3 separate regions of the Homo sapiens genome follow, and all the other regions are linked to region 2. Evidence: chromatin contacts called from ENCODE Hi-C or POLR2A ChIA-PET data. All regions are on one chromosome and are shown on one strand. The core of a region is the stretch at or near the end of the contact, and the rest is flanking DNA. Distances in the headings are between cores, read along the strand shown.

Region 1 (4,147 bases), core at 152-2,651, 930 kb after region 2:
CGCCCGCCTTATCTCTCTTGATCCTCTATTCGACCCCGAGAAGTAGGAGAGGCAGGGATAAGTCCCTTTAACAGCCAAGGAGATGAAACCAGAGAGGCTAATGATTTGCTCAACGTCACACTGCGAGTTTAAATGCATCTGTATTTAGTGCCGGGTATTAGCCGGTGAGGTGATGCCCTGCCTCATCTCCGGGTCCTTCACGGGGTTTCGCTCCCCTTTCCTTCCGCTAGTCCCGACGAAGATTCAAAAGGGACCCGACAACACTAAGGCGCGCAAAGGCACCACCGTGACGCTGACTGCGGAGATCCTGGGAGAGCCTGCGCCCGACGTAGGCTGGACCAAGGACGGGGAGGACATCGAGGAGGATGACAGGCGAGGGCCGGGACCTGCGGCACGGCCAGGGCCTGGGGCTGGAACCTGGGTGGGACTGAGCCCAGAAATCTGGCTGGAGTGACGGGGGCGGGGACTGGGCAGCGAGGAACAGAGCTGGCTAAGGAGCCCCGCCCAGTGCGCCCGTGTACTGACCACGGCTCCGCCCTCCTCCCCGCCGCCCTTCCGCAGGGTGTTCTTCGAGATCGGCAGCACCACCACGACGCTGACCATTCGCCGGGCCACGCCTCAGGACAGCGGCAAGTACGAGGTGTACGTGGAGAACAGCCTGGGCATGGACCAGAGCTTCGCTCGCGTCGACGTGGCCTGAACGGCACCCCCGGACCTTCCGCCCTGGCGCCGAGCCCGGGGGTGGTGGGACCCACAGCCCTCCACCAGCTTGCTTAATAAAGCTGCTCTCTGACCCTCCGCGTCTGTCCTGCTCTTCCGCGTCGCCATTCCCTCTCCCCCGCACCAGCGCCCACACGTATTCCAGACCCCCACGCCAAGGTCACAGCCTGTTGGAGTCACAGGGAGGTCTGGAGAGCGCCTAGCGCCGTGCTGCATTTCAGACAGTCAAACTGATAAGAGTTGCCCTCGCCGTCCAAGGCGCCCTCACTTCCCAGCGGTACCGCCGGCTGGGCCTGGGACTCCGCCTTCTCCGCTTTTGAGCGCCTCCAGCCCCAGCCCCTTGTGGCTGTTTGCCCCTGGCCCCGCCCCTTCCAGGGCTGGCCACACACCCCTGCTGTCCTTAGTCCCGTTTTCCTGTGGGACCCAGTTCCTCACTTCGGCTGCTGCCCCGAGGCCGATTCCCCAACAGCTCGGGTCCCAGTCTTAAGTTCCAGGCTGGGCTTCTCAGGCCCCACCCTTCTTCGCATTTAACCCCGCCCCGCGATCCCTTGGTCACACCCCTGGACTTCAGCACCTCTTTCCTCTCCCATAAAGTTAGAAAGCGGGTAAAGGGTCAGACTACAATTCCCGGCAGACCCTGCGAATGAGTTCTCGCGACTTGCGAGAAGACACGTGCGCGGAAGGAGCTTGCAGTAGCGGGCGGCAGAGCTGGAGTGAAGGGAGCTAGTGGTAAAGGGAGCTGGTGGAGGGGTGGCGGCAGGGGTAAGGGGCAGGGGACACCCTCTAGACGGAGAGCGGGCTCCGAGGTCCTGGCTGGCCCTCGGTGCGCCCGCCCCTGTGTTGGTCCCACAATCCCTGGCAATGAGAGGCCAGGGTTTATTGGACAGAGTCAGTTGTGGGGTTCAGAGGGTCAGCAATCAATCAATCCTCCGAATCCAGAGATTTAGACCCAGTCGTCCGTATTAGGACTGGAGGGGGGTCAATAGGTTCAGTGTTTGAGATGCCAAGGGAACCTGTCTTTTGATTTGGGGTTCAACATACAGAGGTTAGTTTTAGGATTCATGTTTAGCATATAGAGGATTTTTGCTGGGATTAGGGGTTCTTCAAATTCAGATCAGTGTTAGTTCAGTACTTGGGGATTACGTTCAGGATTTAAGTTAAATATCTGAGGCTCACTCAGGGTTTGCTGTCCAATATTCAGGGTTCACTATTGGGGTTCAGGGCTTAATATCTAGAATGAAGACGCAACACTTTGGGAATTTGAGGCTTCAGTATTTTGAGGTTTGGGTCTGAGAAGGGAGTCTCTGCCAGGTTTCTGAATTTGCAGAATTTGTTCATGGCCAGAGGGAAGTCTTTTAGAGATCAAATTGTGGGGTGTGAATTTCAGAATTTGGGAGGAATCACTGTGAGGTTTGAAGGCCGACTGGAATCTGGGTTGGGATTTGAGATGTGTGGGATTTGTGAGGTTCTGTCCAGGCAGGGACTATATTGAGCTTTGGGTTTACATCTTGGGGGAGGGCTAAGTGCTGCTATTTGGGGTTTGGGGTTTGGTTGGGGTGTGAGATCTGAGCTTGATTTCTCTGCTGGGATTTGAGATGTGTGGGATTTGTGAGGTGTTGGGTCCAGGCAGAGACTATATTGAGCTTTGGGTTTACATCTTGGGAGAGGGCTAAGTGTTGCTATTTGGGTTTTGGGGCTTGGTTGGGGTAGGAGATCTGAGCTTGATTTCTCTGTTGGAATTTGAAGTTTAGGTAGCAGTCACCATTATGCTCAAAGCGGTGATCCTGATTGGAGGCCCTCAAAAGGGTGAGGTGCCAGGGGAATGGGGGGAGGAGGTTGGGCTGGAGTGGTAGGCGGGATGGGGGCAGAGGAAGGCAGGAGGCCGAAATGTTCTCCTCTCTCCTCTCCCAGGAACTCGCTTCAGACCTTTGTCTTTTGAGGTGCCCAAACCATTGTTTCCTGTGGCAGGGGTCCCTATGATCCAACACCATATTGAAGCCTGTGCCCAGGTAACCTCAGGGGCTCCCCTCTCTCACCTCACTTCCTGCTTATCTTCATGCTGTTTCCCCCTTTCCCAACCATGAACTCTTCCCACCAGGCATAACTCCAAGGACCATCATTCACAGATGACAATGTGAATGGCGCCCCCTCAAGTTATGCTGTGCAGCTGCCCTGCTGTCTTCCCCTAATCTAGTTTCTCATCTGGCCTCTTCCTGCTCAGATTTCACTCCTATTTTTAAAGTGTGGAATGTGAGATCAGGCAAGGATCTTGGAGACAATGTAAAGCCGTAGCATGGAGACTCTTAATGATAACCAAGCACAAATTCATATCCTTGATCACATTGTTGCTCATTTCTTTATTGCTTTTCGTATTGAGCCAGGCAAGGTTTTGGTTTGAATTCAGTCTCTGCCTGCTGTGAGGTCTGCAACAAATAACACACCCTCTCTGACACTCAGTTTCCTTATGTGTAAAATGGGGGTGATTAGACCTACCTTGTTGGGTGGTGAAGCTTAGAAATGATATTTGTAAAATGCCTAGTACAACGCAGACCCTTGATAAATGGTACCCTTACCTCATGCTGATCTCAAGCTTAGGCTGACAGATAATAAAAATGGCCGGGGGGGAGGGGGCGGGGTGGAAATGGATTAATGCAGCTTGGTAGGCAAAGTCTTTCTTAGAGTGAGTCCCAGTTCAGGTTGGTGGGGGTAATAATTGATTGAAAGATCAGGCCTGGCATGGTAGCTCATGTCTGTAATCCCAACGCTTTTTGAGGCCGAGTCAGGAGGATCGCTTGAGGCCAGGAGTTCTAGCCTAGCTTTGGCAACATCAAGAGACCCCTTCTCTACAAAAAGTTTAAAAATTAGCTAGATGTGATGGCCTGGCTGTAGTCCTAGCTGCTCTAGAGGCTGAGGCAGGTGGTGACATGGCTGTAGTCTTCAATACTCAGGAGGCTGAGGTGGGAGGATCGCTTGAGCCCAGGACGTGGAGGCTGCAGTGAGCCAAAATCATGCCACTGCACTCCAGCCTGGGCAACAGAGCGAGACCCTTTTTCACAAAAATAAAACAAAACGAAAAAAGATCAGGCCTCCGACTTCCTCCAAATTCCTCATTGTCCAGAGGAGAAAATAGCCCAGAGTGGTGAGTGCCCTGGGGCCCCACAGCTGAGACTGAAACTGGTTTCTGGACTTTGGGCCAGCACCAAGGATTTCCCCAACATCCCCTCCTATTAGATATTCTTCATCCCAGCCTCTTCCCTTGTCCTCAGGTCCCTGGAATGCAGGAGATTCTGCTCATTGGCTTCTACCAACCTGATGAGCCCCTCACCCAGTTCCTAGAAGCCGCCCAGCAGGAGTTTAACCTTCCAGTCAGGTGTTTGTGCACACACTCGTATATGGGGGGGTGGGGATGCCCTAGGCCTCTGAGTTC
Region 2 (4,634 bases), core at 256-2,755:
AAGTCAAGAATGCCTCCCAAGTGTGTAGCCTGTGTCATGTGCCACTTAATAAACTGGGACACTGGAGAAGAAAGAATTTCGATATGGAGAGAAAGATCAAGGCTTTGGATTTGGCTGTGTTGCATCTGAAACTCCTAAGAAAAAAATCAAGTTGAGATGTCAAGCAGACAGCTGGCTATCTAGATGTGGAGCTGAAAACAAAGGGAATAGGCTGGAAATAACAATTTTTAAGTCATCAATATATAGATCAAATTTAAAGCTTAGGGAGGAATATAAGAGTAAAAGAAGAGGACCTAGGACTGAACCCAAATACTCATTTTACTTCATCAAACATCTTTAAGACAAGTGAGTACTTTTATATCACTGGGTTTTTCAGTCCTCCTTCCATTTTACCTTTCAGCAGAATGCAACACTACTGATGACTTTTTTCATGGCTTGCAAGACGCATCCTCCTCTATTGGTTATTAAACAGCAGGAATTCGTCAATGCTCCATCCTAGGTGCCTTTATTTTACAGCACTATACTCTTTTTCGGCAATTTCATCCACATCCATGGCTTCAATTACTATCAATATGGCAGATGACAAACACATACACACACCGCGCACATTTACGTACGCAGCCCAGAACTCTCCTAAGATCTCCAAACCCACTATATCCAACTGCCTACTTGACATTCCCTCTCAGGTATCTCTTCCAGTTAGACACTTGTCAGGAATTGCCACCTCAATAAAGGAATTTATACAGAGCTGAAATTTTGAGAGGAATACCCCAAAACCACTTTAGGACAACTCTTCAGGACACAGGATTTTATCATCAATCATCATTTCCTTTCATGGATCATGACTTAAAATAGTTACATCTAACAACCTGATCTGGCGGCTAGAAATGGGCGCAAGGAAATGCACAACAAAAATACAATTCATGTTTTGCAGTGAGGACTGGTCAAGAGGAAGGTGAAGATGGTCAAGAGAGTGAATGAGTATCATGTCCAAGGCCTGGTGGATGTGCCGTAACGAAAGTCACCTGAAGAGACAGCAGGCCCTGTTAGAAGGTAAGAGGCGAACGACAACAGCCCCAGAGAAAAGGGGCCAGGTTTGAGTTTCGGAGGGAGCGAGTGGCAGTGGAGACCAAGTCAAAGGAGAGGTGGAAGCCGGGGCAGTGCACCCAAAGGTAGTACCTGTGAGGCTGGGGGTGCATCGAGGGGTTGTGGGCGGGCTGAGTAGCAGCAGGGCGAACTCCAGAGGAGTGAACGCCGAGTGGGCGGATCGCACAGAAGGAGGAGGAGGTAGGGAAAACGGCTCAATTGAGAAGCTACCCCGGCCCGCCTTACCTGCGCCGAGGGTCCGGAGCCCCCGGACAGACCCGCGGAAAGCACGGAGCCCGCGAGGAGTGGGAGGAGCCGAGGGTAATGGAAGTAGGGATACCGAACCCAAAGGAGGGAGGCCGCTAGCTACCCCTAGTCAGGGAGAGCGGCTGATGGCGGGAACTGTGACCACACGCAAACACGCACGCACGCACGCACACTCGACGCGACCAGACAGGCGCGTGCGCGTCAGTCGAAAACTCCGCCCCTCACACGCCCTCGCCCCGCCCCGCCAGTACCTAGAGCGGCCTAGCCCGGGCAGCCCCGCCCCTGCCGTGACTGTAGTAGGCACGCGCACTTTCCACCTCACCCGATTTCGACGCCCCCCCACCATTTCCCTCCTACGCAACCCAGTCGGGCATGCGCAATAGTTGTCTTGCCGGGACTGTCCATCTTTTCCCGCCGTTCACTGGCTTTTGGAGGAGGGTCAGAGTTCACGCCGCTCTCTGGAAATAACTGCTCAAAGCCAGAAGTTGCGGGGACTAGTGGTCGCGGACGTCCTTCCGGTCCTAAATCTTAAGGGGCAAAGGACATACTCTGGGACTGTTAACTAGGCCCTGGAGGCGGGAAGAGGATGTGTGGGTGGGGTCAGGGGTGAGAGGTCAGAGGGCCGCGAAGTGGGCGGAGCGAGCCGGAGTCGGATGGCGGCTACGGCGGCTCATTGTTTTCCGCTGCAGGGGTGCTGAAGGGGGGACGCGGGTCGGACGCGTCCGGCTGTGGAAGAGAGCGGCGGCCGCTCACAACATGCACAGCCTGGCGACGGCTGCGGTGAGTGGCTGGGCCCCCAGGCTTGGAACCAGAATCCTTTCTCAGACCCACGTTTCGGCCTTCTCTCCTAATTCCCGGTGTCGGGTCCCTAGTCTGATTTTTTTCTGCCCTCAATCTCCAAGGCCCCGGTTCCCCTCCTCGGCACGCTTTGGTTGTGGTGGAGCCGGCCCCTATTTCCTTGCCGGACGCCTCTCGCGGCCTTCAGCGCGACCCATCGCGTTCTTTGCGGGCGCCGGGGCCTGGTCCCACGCCCGTAGCAGGCCATTCATTGATTTATTGCGCTGACCAACAGTTTCAGGGCGCCAGTTGTGTTCTGGGCGCCGGCGTCGATGAGGGGAATTCCATGGTCAATCTGACGCGGCCCCTGCTCTTAGAACTCACCACGTCGCAGCGGGAAGGAAATGGCTTCTAGTTCAAACCACTTGCTTTATTTATGGAAAACCTGAGGCCCGGAAAAGTGCATAATTTTTGCATCTGACTTAGGTTCTCTGCATTTAAAACTTTTCCTCGACACATCTCGTTTTACCCGCGTGATCTTTTAACAAAAAAGAAAGATAGTGTAATTCAGCTATCCGAAGTAATCCTACTTCTCTTGGCATTTAAATAAAATCTAGACTCCTTGCCATAGCCTGCACGGCCCTGTATGATGTGGTACTTAACCCACGTTTATAATCTCGTTTTATGTCTCTTGCTCCTAAAGCTTCAGCTACTCTGGCCACCTAACCCTCTGCAACGCGCTTATTTTTCTCCAAGATGCACTTTGTGGTCTCTATGCCTGGAGTGAATGTTCTTCTTATCCCTCCTCCTTTACATACACAGCATGAGTGTAATTGGTACCTCTTCCTTGAACTCTCCTTCCTCTCCTTAAACTGTTTATCCAAATCCATCTTTCTTCAGGTCTCTGCCTAAATCGGTCTCAGAGTGGCCTTCCCTGACTATCCTCTTCAAATTAGTTCCGCAGCCTCTAACTTTAGTAGAGTACCCTTTACAGCCCTGATCCCCGTGTAATTATTGTATTCGTTTATTTGTTGTCTGTCTCCTTGAGGGCAGGGACAGGGATCATGTGAGCCCTGTTGACGTGGTTTCCCCGGTGCCAGGACAGTTCCTAGTACAAGATTAAAGACTCAGATACTTTGCTGCATGAAAGAATATTGAAGGGAAGGTGACCACTGAAAGAACATTGCCATGATGGGGAAAGGAGATCATTTGATTTGAGCATACCTGCCTGAAGACCAATTCTGCTTTTTCTGTTTAACCAAAGGGAAATGATTTAAGGAAAGTAATGTACTGAAATTGTATTATCAGGCAAAATGACGTAATTACTAAATAAAGCACCAAAAATTGCCATACGTTTAAGTACAAAAAGTGAAAAATTGAGCCAAGTATGACTAAGCTATAGAAAACTGCTTTTTGAGATTTGATCTCCATTGTCAGTTCCAGTGCTGTTGGTATCTCTGCCTCCTTTCATACTGTTTCTAAGTGTTTGTAACTATTCAATGTAGAGAGTATCTTTTATATCTCAATTAGGTCATTGCAATTCCCCTAGCTTTTTTGTTCCTTCTCCCAAATTATATATGTAACGTGGGGAAAAGCAAGTTGAAAGATGAGTGTGCTGCTATTAGGGGAAAGACAGGTTAAATAAGGGAAATTATTCTAAGGTTGACTTGTCCATCTCTCAAAATCTGATTGTGTCTTCTCCCGAATTTTATCTTCGATACTGAGCCACTCTTTTCCCTGTGCCTTCCCAAACTCTGTAGCTATTCCTTTTATTTTCAATTGCTCCCTAATGCATCTTTTAAACAACCATTAAAGCTGTGGTACATTACTTATAATAAGTACTCAATACATGTTTCTTCACGTTTTCAGTGCCTTACATTAATTTTAAAATTTGAACTTTTAGATGCACTTTCACTTAGGATGTTTGGACCTCGTAGCAGCTCTGACAAATTCCTTCGTACCACTCATTCACTAGGTTATATTTAGCTAGTGAGGAAACTAAAACGTAAAAAGTTGAGCCACCTCATTCTCAATTCTTCATGCCTTCCGTTGGAGCAAACTGCATTATTCTGATGTGGGTAAAGGGACAGTAATGATGCATATCACTCACTGGAATTTGAGAAGCATAATTAATGCATGCAACCGTGCCCAGAATAATCAAAGCCACTTGAGAAGATGCTTACTTTCTGCCGAACAATGAAAGTGTGTATCTGTGACTTTATTTATCTCTTTTTTAAAATAGTAGGTAAATCATCATTTCAGCTAGGGAGATAACAAAGTACTGCCAAATGAGAATGTAAGCCGGGTGGTGTGTGCCCATAGTCCCAGCTACTTGGGAGGCTAAGGAGGGAGGACACTTCACCCCAGGAGTTCCAGGCTACTGTGTGCTATGAAGGCACCTGTGAATGGCCACTGGACTCCAGCTTGAGCAACATAGCAAGACTTTGTCTATTAAGAGAGAGAGAGAATGTAGTCACATGTAAATGCAGGATATTATTCACTAG
Region 3 (4,719 bases), core at 137-2,636, 720 kb after region 2:
GCCCCAGGCCTAAGGCTCTTTTTGCCTTATTTCATGTCCACCCCATTTGTCCAAGGACACCTCCTGACATGCAGGTGAGTGTGCCTTCTGGGACTATACAGGGTGGAGGGTTCTGGGAGCTGGGGTGAGACAGAAAGTGTCCTTTATCCCCAGGGGAACGCCTGTCCTAGCATCTCACAGGCCTAGCCTAGACTCACTGGCAGAGTTTTGCTATAGTTTTGCCTAAGGTGTGGCAGACACTTTGCTAATATCACTTTGTTCAGGCCTCACCTCAATCTGGCAGCAGAAGGGCACAAAGCAGCTGCCAAGAACTGAGAGGAGGCTAGGCGCGGTGGCTCACGCCTGTAATCCCAGCACTTTGGGAGGCCAAGGCGGGCAGATTGTCTGAAGCTCAGGAGTCCAGACCAGCCTGGGCAACATGGCGAAACCCCGTCTCTACTAAAAATATAAAAAATTAGCCGGGCTTGGTGGTGGGTGCCTGTAATCCTAGCTACTCAGGCGGCTGAGGCAGGGAAATCGCTGGAGCCCAGGAGGCAGAGGTTGCAGTGAGCCGAGATCGCGCCACTGCACTCCAGCCTGGGTGACAGAGCAAGACTCTGTCTCCAAAAAAACCCCAAAAACAAAAAAAGAATTGAGAGGAGAGGTAGTAGAGAGGAGGTTAGTCAGCCAGGTGCAAACTCTAACTCCACCTTACAATCTTTTTTTTTTTTTTTTTTGAGACAGGGTCTCACTCTGTCACCCAGGCTGGAGTGCAGCGGCACACTCTCGGCTCACTGCAAACTCCACCTTCCGGGTTCAAGTGATTCTCCTGCCTCAGACTCCCAAGTAGCTGGGATTACAGGTACCCGCCACTACACATGGCTAATTTTTTTGTATTTTTAGTAGAGACAGGGTTTTGCCATGTTGGCCAGGCTGGTCTCGAACTCCTGACCTCAGGTGATATGCCTGCCTCAGCCACCCAAAGTGCTGGGATTACAGGCGCGAGCCACCATGGCCGGCTAATTTTGTATTTTTAGTAAAGACGGGATTTCTCCATGTTGGCCAGGCTGGTCTCCAACTCCTGACATCAGGTGATCTGCCTGCCTCAGCCTCCCAAAGAGCTGGGATTACAGGCATGAGCCATTGCACCTTACAATCTTACAAGTTGTGTTACGTGTTACCACAAGCAAGTTCTGTGCCTCAGTCTTTCCATCTGTAAAATGGGACTCATCATGTAAAGCACCTTGGAGACTGCTGGCTGCATAGGAAGCCTCGTTCTAACGTAGTGTTCCCACCTAGAAGGGCCTTACTGGCAGCTGGCGCTCTCCTGCTGTGCTCTCTGCACCTCCTGAGAGACCAGCAGGGACCGGCTCCGGGCTGAGGCTGGGGCTGGAGTCCAGATGCACAGCGGACAGAAATGCGTAGGAGTCTGGGTTGCAGCTGCACAGACAACACACTAACTTTATTCACACTGGTACAAAAGTAGTTTTTTCTAGAAATGTTCTCTTGCGCCAGAAGGAGAGAGGTTGAGCAGCGCATGGTGGGAGGGTGGTGGGAGGAGGCTGGGCGTGAGGCCAGGGAGGGCAGAGCGCCCAAGTGTGAGTCAGAGGCAGGCCCGGGGCTGAGAAGCAGGGGGAGCCGGGTGTGGCGACCCTCCACCCCATTCTTCCATACTGGAGCATAGGGGGACACACACAGATGTTCAGGGAACTCCCAGAACCCCAGGAGAGCTACAGGAGAGCCAGGCCAGGGAATGTAGGCAGGAGAAGGCTCTGGGTAGAATTGCTACCCATGTCCTTTCCTCTCCTCCTGGCTGCAGCACCCCCATGGGATGCCCTGGGCTCTGGGATGCCCCAGGCTCTGGCATGCGAGGCTGGGCAGGCGTGCCCCTTCTGGCTTTCCCTTCCTGACTCTTCTAGGAAGGGCTGAGCATGCCCAAGAGGTGGCTGGTGGGGCAGTGAGGAGTGGGTACACAGAGATGCTCACACAGGCAAAGAGGGACAGAGGCTGGGCTGCCCGCCAAGGGGCCCCAGGGTCTCACTGGGGCAGGGCCTTGAGGATGGCATTCACTTCCTCCGCCACGGCTGTCAGGGCAAATTCAAACTGGTCCTGAGGAAGGGCAGTGGTAGGATGGTCATGGAGAGGGCTGACCTGTGCTCTGCCCTCAAGATGGGGGGCTTTTGGTGGGGGGAGGGCCCTGGGCAGGTCCCCTGGGAGGAAGGGAGCCCTCCTGGAGGAGGCGCAGAAGCAGGTGGGAAAGGTTGGCAGCTGCTGCTTTCCCTGGGGTGGCCAAGAAGTGGGTGCTAGGGAAGGGTGGGAGCTGGGGTTGGGGCAGGAAGGCATGGTCACCTTAGAGCGGACAAGGCCAGGCCGCTGGTCACGGACATGCTCCAGGGTGGCAGCGATGTCAATCTCCTTCACTCCTGGAGATGGAGGTGGGGATGGGGCTGCTCAGGGGGTGTCCAGAGGAGGACAGGACCCAGAAAACCTGAGGCCTCCTGGAGGCAAAGAGCCTTGGAGGGCTGGGCAGAGCCTGGAGGTTGACAACCTGCTCCTTCTGAGCTCCCAGGACCCTGTGTGCTGGGGAGCCTCTAAAAAGGGCCTGGGGGCTGCGGGCACCGTGGGGAAGCTCCCTACCTTTTGCCATGCGGTTCAGGACCATGTCGATGAGGATGTAGGTGCCGGTCCTCCCCGCACCATCACTGAAACAGGAGTTAGTGACAGGTTTAGCTTGAGATGCAGCAGAAAGGGGGAGGGACGGAGGAGGCGAGGAGGCCTGGAGGCCTGGGGGAGGGGAGGACACTGGGTGACCCGTTGGGGTTGGCTTGGAGAGGGACAGTGAGCCGAGGATGAAGGAAAGCTCATAGCACCTGCACGCTGGGACTTGGGCCTTGAGAGGGGAGTCTGTGACCTGTGGGTGTCATTTGGGCAATGGGACAACCAAAGAGGAGAGCCATGGCTCAGCCCAGAAGCAGAGGCAGCAGGAGGGAATTGGATGGGCCTCTCTAGCCTTCAGCCAGCTTTTTGTGTATAGGGGGCCAATGGTCAATATTTTCAACTTTGTGGGCCACATACAGTTTGTATCACATACTTTTCTTCTTTTTTCTTCACCCATTTAAAACTGTGAATGCCACGCTTAGGTCTTGGCCATTAAAAACAGGTGGTGTGCTGGATTTGGACTATGCCTGCAGTTTGCTAGCACCAAGGGGACAGGCAGGCAATGTGCACAGGAGACGCACACAGGGAGTGGGACCAGAGAGATGAATCTCCTCTCCACCCACCTGCAGTGCACGATGATGGGGCAGGAGCGGCCCCGGTAGCACTTGTTCACCTTCCTGCAACAAGAAATGGGTGTGAGGGCCAGTGGGCACCAGCAGAGAGGGAAAGGGAAGCTGAAACACATGACGTGGGCCTCTCTTTCTTCCTTTTCTCCCCACCTGCCCGGGGCAGAGAGGGAAGATGGTTGGAGAAAGGAGCCAGGGCTGGAGGCAAAGAACCAGAGCTGGTGTGGGTGGCATTGGGCTCGCCTTGTCACTTGCAAGCTAGGTGCCCAAGCTATGCACCTGGAACAACTGATTTAACCTCTTTGAGCCTCAGTTTTCTTACCTGTAAAATGGAGGATAGTAAGAAAAACCTCCTTAGGGTTCTTACAATGATCACATGAGATAACCCATGTAAAGAGCTAAGTGCTAGGTCTGGCACACAATAGGTGCTCAATACATGGTAGCAGGTGGCAACTATTAATGATAATACATCATCATATTAAGAGACACTTCTGCCCAAGTCCAAGGGGATAGCTTTCTGGTGACTTCAAGGGTGTCAGTCTTGCCACATCCCTGCTCTGGCCCTCTGCCATTCTTTATGACCACCCAGGCTGTTTTCCTCCCGACTCAGGCTCCAGTGGTCCTTACCAGTTGTGACATCAGGCTGCCCTGGGCATAGTGTTCCCTGGGCCAGGGGAGGACAACCCCAACCCCTCAACTCGGGACATTGTGCTACTGCTTGTCTCCCTGGAGCAGTCTCACTTCAGCACAGGCATTCTGTGGCTGCGTTATATTCAGACTTGGGGTCCCCTTGGACCTCAGACCTTTCTCCACTGCCCCTGACCACAACTCAGTGAGGAGCAGGGGGCTTCTCCGTCTCTCAATGGACCCATCTAACCTGCCCTTGTCCTTTATGACCTTTCTGCTTTGGGAGTCACCTGCATACTCCTGATATCCCTGCAAGCCAGAACCAGGGAAGACCTTCTTAGGGGTTGTCAGATTGAAGTTTGGAACTTCACAGTCCTTCAGCTATAGGACCAGGTGACTTAGAATGGCTTCATAGGAGTCCACATGGTTTTCTAGCTCATTGGCTGTTACGTCAGAGGGCTAGGGTAGAAGAGTAATCACAATAGTTGTTTTTGCTCATTTAATAATGATAATAGGCAGCATCTAGAATTAACGGAGCCCTTGCTATGTATCAGGCACTTACACTAGATTTTACATACTTTATCAAATCTTGCAACAGCCCTCTAAAGCAGGGGTCCCCAATCCCTGGGCCATGGACCAGTGTCAGTCTATGGCCTGTTGGGAACCGAGCCGCATAGCAGGAGGCAAGCGAACATTACCACCTGAGCTCCGCCTCCTGTTAGATCAGCCATTGCAATAGATTCTCACAGAAGTGCGAACCCTATCGTGACCTGCACATGTGAGGGATCTAGGTTGTGAGCTCCTTATGAGAATCTAATGCCTGATGATC

Evidence for each region. Hi-C counts contacts between places; a loop is a spot of excess contacts on that map. ChIA-PET counts read pairs that join two places held with the same protein, here RNA polymerase II (POLR2A). Pooled maps may share reads with other maps.
Region 1: a loop to region 2 is called in a map of B cell, with 33 times the contacts of the local background. The contact joins the promoter of GMPPA here to the promoter of USP37 in region 2. A Hi-C loop is called at or near these places in 3 of 168 maps with a recorded cell type or tissue (B cell, CD8-positive, alpha-beta T cell and naive thymus-derived CD4-positive, alpha-beta T cell), 1 of 37 single-sample maps with no recorded cell type and 11 of 50 pooled maps.
Region 3: a loop to region 2 is called in a map of mesothelial cell of epicardium, with 16 times the contacts of the local background. The contact joins the enhancer-like site here to the promoter of USP37 in region 2. A Hi-C loop is called at or near these places in 1 of 168 maps with a recorded cell type or tissue (mesothelial cell of epicardium) and 4 of 50 pooled maps. POLR2A ChIA-PET finds 5 or more read pairs at or near these places in 1 of 52 experiments (PC-9).

The regions. Positions count from the first base shown.
Region 1 is chr2:219,497,490-219,501,636 of GRCh38, forward strand. GMPPA (GDP-mannose pyrophosphorylase A) reads left to right here and starts at 1,402. Exons shown (of 13, transcript NM_013335.4): 1 at 1,402-1,449; 2 at 2,467-2,526; 3 at 2,632-2,729; 4 at 3,987-4,090. The coding sequence starts at 2,487. It overlaps SPEGNB (SPEG neighbor), which reads left to right. Exons shown (of 5, transcript NM_001286811.2): 4 at 231-372; 5 at 562-798. The coding sequence ends at 700. All of the region lies in intron 1 of ASIC4-AS1 (ASIC4 antisense RNA 1), which reads right to left. RefSeq lists enhancers at 1-459, 460-1,277, 1,282-1,471 and a silencer at 372-451.
Region 2 is chr2:218,566,846-218,571,479 of GRCh38, forward strand. USP37 (ubiquitin specific peptidase 37) reads right to left here and starts at 1,506. Exons shown (of 26, transcript NM_020935.3): 1 at 1,333-1,506. CNOT9 (CCR4-NOT transcription complex subunit 9) reads left to right here and starts at 1,994. Exons shown (of 8, transcript NM_005444.3): 1 at 1,994-2,133. The coding sequence starts at 2,110. RefSeq lists enhancers at 1,349-1,976, 1,977-2,604, 2,399-2,588 and silencers at 1,469-1,538, 1,629-1,688.
Region 3 is chr2:219,288,210-219,292,928 of GRCh38, forward strand. It overlaps PTPRN (protein tyrosine phosphatase receptor type N), which reads right to left. Exons shown (of 23, transcript NM_002846.4): 20 at 3,261-3,314; 21 at 2,617-2,681; 22 at 2,329-2,402; 23 at 1,414-2,088. The coding sequence ends at 2,017. Among named protein-coding and RNA genes, the nearest start is that of MIR153-1, 3.6 kb to the right of the region's middle. Within about 2 kb of position 1,387, at least 16 of the 41 ENCODE cell types and tissues checked have a DNase peak (open chromatin) inside an H3K27ac peak, as active enhancers do.